Linked DNA regions of Homo sapiens: region 1 is linked to region 2. Evidence: read pairs that join two places in POLR2A ChIA-PET (ENCODE). Cell type or tissue: HepG2. All regions are shown on one strand. Links, peaks and the distances in the headings refer to the core of each region. The heading gives the core; the rest is flanking DNA.

Evidence for each region. ChIA-PET counts read pairs that join two places held together with the same protein. Peaks named below come from ENCODE experiments on the same cell type or tissue, not always from the same donor. Only the 100,000 strongest peaks of a DNase experiment are listed, where the experiment ranks them.
Region 1: POLR2A ChIA-PET joins it to region 2 with 8 read pairs; 3 of 35 experiments call an interaction of 5 or more read pairs at or near these places.

The regions. Positions count from the first base shown.
Region 1 is chr7:29,395,117-29,399,512 of GRCh38, reverse strand. It overlaps CHN2 (chimerin 2), which reads right to left. Exons shown (of 13, transcript NM_004067.4): 5 at 1,027-1,140. Among named protein-coding and RNA genes, the nearest start is that of PRR15-DT, 170 kb to the left of the region's middle. In HepG2, for the core only: no CTCF peak of the experiment used is centred there; no DNase peak of the experiment used is centred there.
Region 2 is chr7:29,448,443-29,452,838 of GRCh38, reverse strand. All of the region lies in intron 6 of CHN2 (chimerin 2), which reads right to left. Among named protein-coding and RNA genes, the nearest start is that of PRR15-DT, 110 kb to the left of the region's middle. In HepG2, for the core only: no CTCF peak of the experiment used is centred there; DNase peaks (open chromatin) are centred at 2,708 and 3,008.

The DNA.
Region 1 (4,396 bases), core at 295-4,294, 53 kb after region 2:
AAGGTTTGAAAAGTGCCATAAATGTGCTGTCTTTCTTATGTTGTGATGTTTAATACTTGTGATTTTGTGGTAAAGGCTCAGTAGAGCCTGTTCTACTGGCTCATTGGCCTGAAGGGTCATGACTGCCCTCACGACAGGTTCCTGGGGTCAACAAGGTGAACCCTGAGAGAACCCCATGAGCAAATGCAGGTCTTGTGAGGTCTGCACGTGCAAGGCCAGGTGAAGGAGCCCTTCCTTCAACATGGGCTGCTGGGAGCTGAGGCAAAGACGCTGCAGCCTCGGCCAGCTAGATGGTGCAGGCAGAGGTGGCTGTAGAAACACTAACTTTCCAGATGGTTCTCCAGTTTACTGTGTGTCCATGATCAGAGTCCCAGTGTCCACACCTACCGATAGCATCTGCGGCTGAGGAAATGTAAACAAACTCTGATATACTGCTGGTGCTTCAGAAACAAGTGAAGATATCAAGTAAGGAGTAGGGAGGGGTAATTGTTTATGGTAGTGGGTTTCTGTGTGGGATGATGAGAAAGTTCTGGAAATGAATATGGAGATGTTTGTACAACATTAATAATGTACTTAATGCCACTGAATTTTACTTAAAAATTTTAAAAGGAGGCCAGGTGCAGTGGCTCCTGACTGTAATCCCAGAACTTTGGGAGGCTGAGACAGGCGGATGGCTTGAGCCCAGGAGTTCAAGACCAGCCCGGGCAACATGGTGAGACCCCATTCTCTTCAAAAAAAAAAAAAAAAAAAATTAGCCAGTCATGGTGGTGTGTGCCTGTGGTCCCAGCTACTCAGGAGGCTAAGGTGGGAGGCACTTGAGCCTGGGAGGCAGAGGCTGCAGTGAGCCATGATTGTGCCACTGCACTCCAGCCTGGGTGAGAGAGTGGGACCCCCCCCTCATAACATAAACATGGGAAAAATGATGAATTTTGTGTTATGTATACTCTGCTACAATTCTTAAAAATGGGCAAACATCAGTGAAGCCACTTGTACAGCAATGAAAACAAGGAATGAAATGCGCCTCACCTGAGAGCCAGCGTGTAGCATCCTGGTTGCCGCTGGCTTTCTCTAAGGATGTAGGCACCCTCCACGCCTCCAAGAAGCTCATCCGCCTGCTCCCGAGAGATGATCCCATGAAACCTGAAGGTACAAGACCATCAATGCTCTGAACAGACCACATACAGAATAAGGACCACAAAGAACTAGCCTTAAAAGGATGGTGGGGGCACCCAGAATCGACAGCCCCACAACTGAGTGAAGAAGGGGGGTGACTACTGCCCATCTTAAGTGACTTGGAACCACCCCTCACATGCTCCAAACACAAGTATTCAAGCAGGCAAACAAAAGGAAGGATGCCCAGTCCACCTGGCTTTCTGCTATTGTCTTTGCTTTCAAGTTGAAAATGAAAGTTGAAACAAAAAGCCAGGTTACTCAACCACCGCCCCCCCCCCCCCTTTTTTTTAACCATGGGAAATAACAGAAGAGCAATTACCAATTTAGCTCTCAGCTCAGAGAACTATGTGTTATCCTAATTGCAAGTGGACATTTATTGATTAGCAACCTGCTTGCTTCAGGTGCAGGGTGGTGTTAATTTTAGAGGCTCATTTTCTGGAAAGAGGTAGCTATCATCAACATTCTTCCAGTTATTTACACTTGGAGAGCAATAGCTTATGGGTATTTTAGAAAATGTACCTATTTTTCTTTTTTAAAGATAAATTTATCTTCTCTACCATTTTAAAACCCATACACATGCATGTGGAAAATGTGGCATATCCGGGAGGGTTGTGTGCTGGCCCATGATCACTCTGATGTGGAGGCAGTTGTCTGAGGCCCAGAGAGTGGACAGTGACTCCACAGAGGAATAGGGAGAGGTAGGAGTTGGGTCAGGAACCAGCCCACGTTCCCTGTTGCCTTTAAGTAAATACAGCTGCTCCTCCCACAGGACTGGAGATTTGATCAACCAGTATTTCATGGAAAGTGGGGCAAGCTGGGTTGGGGAAATGAGGCAGTCCCAAGGGACTTCAAGCTTCTGGGAAAGGAGTAACACCCCTTTCTAGGATTATCCAACCTTGGAGAACTTTGGATAATAAATCAGAGAATAAATTTTCTGGACAGAGAAAAACACCTTTACTTTCTTGAAGAGGAGGAAAGGGAAGTAAGCTAGACAAATTTTCTTTTGTTTTGTATTTTCCTCAGGAATGCAAAGATTAAGTTAGAGTACAAATGCAGAAGGATAACATTTTTAAAAGTGCCTATCACAATATTTATTTCCTAATTCCCTCTATCCTTAAAAAGTAGACCTTCCAAGCTGAAGCTTCTGTCCAAGGAAAGTGAGGTCAGAAGCAGCCTGTGGCTTTGTGTTTCAAAATCGCTTCTTAAAGGTGTACGGCAGTGATGGCCTGGAAGAAAAAGGCTTTCTGGCTTCCCAAATTTTGATTTTAAATCTCAACAGCTGATGTCTGGAGGTCTTGGAGCAATGCTCTTCTGAGTGAGGATGAATGTTCTGTGAATCCCCGGTTCTGGTGGGAGGGACTGAGGCAGAGCCCAGTCTCAGGGGGTCTAACTGGCCCTGCATAGCAGGTGTGGATTGGAACCGGGAGGCCAGTTTATTGGGGCCTGGAGCAGAGGTGTTGGAGCTTTGATAGTGAGGTCACTGGACCTAGGAACTTTGCGGAGGAGCCTCCTGTGCAGCCTGAGCCAGGTTGGAGAGGATGGGACAGATGGCCTGGGCAAAGAGCCCTGGGGGCAGCCTTGCGGATGGGTTGGCGGGTGGGTTGGCAGTGAGTGTGGGGGTGGGTGTGGGGGGAGGGACATGCAGCAGGAGAGTGGGAGGGGCAGACAGCATTGCCAATATTCCAACACATAAGTAGAAAAGACAAAAGCTGGGATGTCGAAGACACAGCCCGTGGGCCAGAGTAACAATAGCAGGACAGGGCACGCAGAGGGACCTGCCCCAGGTCACTCCAGGAGAAGGGACAGGAAAAGGGGTAGTCTCTAAACAAGGCAGTTAACCCAAAAGCAGCTAGATTTTTTTTTTTTTTTTTTTTTTTTTTGGAGAGAGTCTCACTCTGTAGCCTAAGCTGGAGTGCAATGGCGCGATCTCAGCTCGCTCACTGCAACCTCCGCCTCCCAGGCTCAAGCAATGCTCCTGCCTCAGCCTCTCGAGTAGCTGGGACTACAGGCACACCCCACCATGCCCGGCAAATTTTTTGTATTTCAGTAGAGATGCGGGGAGTGGGGGCGGGTCTCACCATGTTGCCCGGAGTGGTCTCGAACTCCTGAACTCAGGCGATCAACCCGCCTCGGTCTCCCAAAGTGCTGGGATTACAGGTGTGAGCCACTGTGCCCAGTCAAAAGCAGCTAAGTCTTATGTTTCTTTTTTAATTCTTGATTTTGAGTATGCATACTTTTTCTATTTTTATTTTTAATTGATATATAATTATTGTACATATTTATGGAGAACATGTGATATTTTGATACATAAGTACAATGTATAATGATCAAATCAGGGTAATCAGGATGCCTGTCACCTCAAGCATTTATTGTTTATGTTAGGAACATTCGAAAGCCTCTCTTAGCTATTTTGGAATATATAATAAATTGTTTTAACTATAGTCACCTAGAACTTAAGTTTTAATTCACTTGAATTGGCAAGTTTAAGTGATTGACAGCGTCAAACAGTGTCAATAACTAAATTAAATTCAATCATTCAAAAGAAGAAAATGACAATTTTGTGCACCTGAAGACCAGTCTGTGGCTTGTCATCCCCTTTATGCATCATTTTTAAAAGTCCAAATATCTCCAACCTATAATATCTAATATATTTGTATGACTGCAACTTGGTAAGAAAAAAGCAAGCATGCACAAAGACCAGAAAGAGATGAAGAGAAAAGGTTAGCAATGATTCTCTTTCATGGTAGAACTATGGGTATTTTCCCTCTTCTATTTTCCTTTATTTTCTAATTTTCCAAGTTAATTGGTATTAATTTATTAATTTTTTTTTGTACAAGGTCTCACTCTGTTGCCCAGGCTGGAGTGCAATGGTTCAGTTGACCTTCTGGGCTCAAGTGATCCTCCCACCTCCCACCTGTGGTCCTGAGTAGCTGGGACCATAGGCATGTGCCACCATGCCTAGGTAATATTTGTATTTCTTGTAGAGATGAGGTCTTCCCATGTTGCTCAGGCTGGTCTTAATCTCCTGAGCACAAGTGATCTGCCTTCCCTGGCCTCCCAAAGTGCTGGGACTACAGGCGTGAGCCACTGTGCCCAGCCATAATTTATTTTTAGAAACAGAAGTAATACCTGTGCACAGCAGAAAATTCCAATTTCAAAAGTTGAAGGTATAAAAGAACTAAAAATGCAAAATTCCTCTCTCCCTAAAGGTATCCATTGTCAA
Region 2 (4,396 bases), core at 217-4,216:
ACCATGCCACACTGCTCTTGCTCTCCGGGACAGAATGAATGAGACCACCATCTACTCTTTCACTCTTCCTATAAAATGTTTCATGCTATTGACAATTCAGCTTTATATCAAATTACACTTACACAGTAGAGCATGCACCAGCCAACCATGGCGAGTCTTGCAGAGAATGGGGAAATGTAATTCTTCCTTAACAGAGACTGAGCAAATAAAGAACACTTTTAGAAAAATCTAAGAACAAGTCAATGGGGTAGGTTTCTGTGTGCCACCTGATCTGGCTGATGAAAATTCAGTGACCACAGAGGCACGCAGAGGCAAAGGAAGCAGGAGAATACTGTACTGCAGGTGTCTGCAGGAACATTACAGGCATACTGCAGGTGTACTACAGGATGAGACTTGGGTGAGGAAAGTGAGCTGCAATTTTTAAGGGGTACTCCCTCTCAGGTGCCGGCTCTGCCTTCACACACCCCCAAGAGTAAGGGCCTCCTTAACTTTTGCGCTCTAGACCCTTCCCTTCCTTCACCCGAGGCCCAGCCTGGCGATATTGTGTCCTCACCCAGGAGATGATGGTCTGTCAGATCCTGAGGTGCAATAATGAAGGCTGTGTCTCCAGAATGACAGCAGAAGCAAACTAGAAATAAAATGAAGTTGGATCCAAACGGCCTTGCTTGCACAGTCCCAACTATATAATTTGTAGGGGTCTATGCAAAATAAAACTGCATGTTCTCTTTTGAAAATTATTAAGAACTTCAAGAAGGCAACAGCAGGGCATTAAATCAAGTGTGGCCTGTCTCAGTGCAAGGCCACACACACGTGCAACCTGCCCAGGACCCTAAGGACCCTGCTGTCCTCCACGGGTGGTGTGGCGGTCATGATGACCTTCCTTCTTTAGCCTGATTTAGGCCTATGGGCATGCACCAGGTTGCCTAGGAGACCACCTCTAGGAGGTCCATGAGATGTCACATCAGTGGCTACTAAAAAAGCACTGGAATGGGATTCAGAAGACACAAGCTCTGGGTTTGGGCCTGTCTCGGATGCTAACTAAATTGTAAGACGGGGGGCTAATCACAGAGTGCCTTCACACCCTAGTTTCCTTGGTGGGATTGGCTTGTAGCTTTGAACCTCCAGGTCATGGACTCTCAGGGGCTCATGATTATTATATGTGGTTGGAGAATTCTCTACATTTGGAATAAATACAGCTTCCTAAAATTATTTCTCTCTTCTTCGCGTATATGACCATTTTAAAACGTAATATATTGTGATTAATTAATAAATTTGTAATTAATTACAAATTTATTTTAAAAACATTGTTGAATTTACAACAGCTCTTTATCAACTATGTCATTTTTTTCAATCAGTGGATTAAAAGAAAGCAGTAAGAAGTAGTTTCTGAAGACCTCTGTACTTCTGTACCCATTTCGCCATGGACTGGTAACAAATGGCTCTCAAACAGGCAGCTGTCTGTGCACCACGCTTAATCACAGTATCCATCCAGGGTCCTAATGCCATTACAAGCTGACAATTCACACGGAACTTTACCTGCCTTGATATCATTTATGTATTGAGTTGCTCTTTTCTGAGCATGTTACATGTTCTGGGCACTGTTCTCAGCATCATAATAGACAAAAATCTCTTCCAACCCCAGTCCAGTAACTTGTATTATTTACCATCTGTTCTTACTTGTGTGGCTAAAGCAGAAGTTAATGTGGTGGTGGTGGGGGTGCGTTGTTGTTTCTCTCTCTTTCTTATTTATTATGGTATAAGAAGTAATGAGGCCGGGTGTGATGGCTCACGCCTATAATCCCAGCACTTTGGGAGGCCGAGGTGGGTAGATCACGAGGTCAGGAGTTCAAGATCAGCCTGGCCAAGATGGTGAAACCCTATCTCTACTAAAAATAAAAAAATTAGCCGGGCGTGATGGTGGGGGCCTGTAATCCCAGCTACTCGGGAGGCTGAGGCAGAGAATTGCTTGAACCTGGGAGGCGGAGGTTGCAGTGAGCCAAGATTACACCACCGCACACCAGCCTGCCAACAGGGCAAGACTCCATCTCAAAAAAAAAAAAGAAGTAATGAAGTAATGTACCTACCATTCATCTGATGAATACATCTGTATTAGTTTTCTGTGGCTGCTATAACAAATTACTACAAGTTTGGTGGCTTAAAACAAGGCAAACTTATTCTCATACAGTTCTGGAGGCCAGAGGTGTGAAAAGAATTTTTGGGGCTGCAATCGAGGGCTGTGCTCCCTCTGGAGCTAGGAGAGAATCTGTTCCAGGCCTCCTCCAGCTTCTGTGGGCTTCCTGCATGCCTGGCCTTGTGGCTGCACCACCCCAGGATCTTCAAATCCTTCTCTGCTCCACTTCCCCCGGACTTCTCCTCTGTGACTGTCTGTGAAATCTCCTTCTGCCTCTCCCTTAAAAAGAGACGGGTGCTGGTATTTAGGGTCCACAAAGATTATCCAAGATTCTTCTTCATCTCAAGATTCTTAATGTAATCACATCTGCATAAACCTTTTTGCCAAGGTAAGGTCACAGTTATTGGCTCTAGGGATTAGGATCTGATATCTTTGGAGGCCATTATTCTGCCTACCACAAAATCCTTAAAAACAAACTCATTCTTGCTACCTTCCTTTAGTGTTAATTTGAGCTTCGTCTGCTTGGATTATGCTTAGTGAGGAGACTGATGATTCATGCTCACATGCAAACAAAAGTGTGCACTGCAAACAGAAGAAACTAACCTTTCTGTTTGCCTTCAAGAGATTCTTCAATTGATGTGAAATACACACCCTGAATTTCTTAAACCTGTACCACATCCCCTAGGGAAGATCCTGGAAGCCACTTCACGGAACTCAGAGTGAAATACTGACTAACCACAAATTAAGCTTGGCCTGTGATCGTTTTCTCTGGAAATAGAGAAAAGAAAGTGATAAAAACATTCTCCAAGAGTGGTTTGCTTTAGAACAGAGTAAACACCAAGTTACCACCCAGCTCAGTTTGTCTTTGCTCTTTGGGCTTGGCCTTGGCCTAAATTACTTCACATGCCTTGAACATCTGTACCCCTGCCTTCTGTAGCAGGGCCTTTACCTGAGCCCAGTGTCTGTTCATCAATGCCCAACCACTATAATGTCAATCACAGCCCACATTTATTTGAGTTAACTATAAGCCAGGCACTGTGCTCAACATACTACAGAACTCCATAAATGATTCTGAATGAATGCAAATAATCTTATTCATTTCCTAGCTCAAGGATCAGCAACTGTAAAGTACCAACAGTAAATACTTTACGATTTGTAGCCCATATAGTCTCTGTCCTGTCTGGACCACTCAACTCTGTCATTGTAGTACGAACTTTCCCATATTTTATATTTCAATGAATGGATGTGGCTGTATTCCAATAATACTTTATTTACAAAATGATGCCTATTTACCTCTGTTCTGGGCCTGCAGGACGGATTCTGACTTATTAGTCTCCCACCATAAGAATCTGAATGATTTCTATTGATTTAAGGACAACTTCAGATTTGCTTTCCATTATTACCGCTTCAAACCAGGTTTCCTGACACATAGATTATTTTTTTTCAGACACTCACCTTAATTCCAACACACCTTAATTATTTAGAGCCTCCCATTTTTCCTGCAATTCCTAAGTTGTTCTGCTTTTTCCCTTGTGTGAAATAATAAGGAAACACTTCACTCTGGGTTTATTCTGCTAAGTTTAACTTGCCGGCAAATAACTTAATGCTGCAAAGTTATCAAGTCTCTCTTGCAGTATGAAGCTCCTATGGCTGAATTTGAGCAGTAATGTCCATGAGCTGACTTGGTAACTTGTAAATCAGAAATGCTGGGTTTGATGAAGGGCGAGGTAGCACCATTTTTTACAGTGAATTAAATTCCGCACACATTTAGTATGGACCATGCCCTGTACTGGATGCCAGGACTGGTTTCTGTTCTCAAGGAGTTTACAGTCTGGTTGGGGATAACAGAAGCTAACAAACAATTATAATACAGAGCAATAACTGCTAAGGTGGGGGAGATATAGTGTGCTCTGGGGCACAAAGCCTTCCCCAACTCCCCAAAACAAGTGATGACTCCTCTGAGACCTTAAGGATGAGAAGGAGATAGCCAAACAGTGAGAAAAAGCCCAGGAGAATATTTCAGGCAAAGGGAATAGAATTTGCAAAGACTTGGAGGTGAGTTACAGGGTGATCTATTACAGAAATGAAAATTCATTATGGCTAGAAAGAAGAAAGTAAGGGAAGTGGGTAGTGATCTATGAGGCGGGATCTTACAGGATGTATTAGGAGACTGGGTCACATCTAAAAGCTTGGGGTGGGGTAGCTGGTGAAGAATGACTTTAAGCAGGGAAGTGACATGCTGGGATGTATAAACTAAAAGTAAAA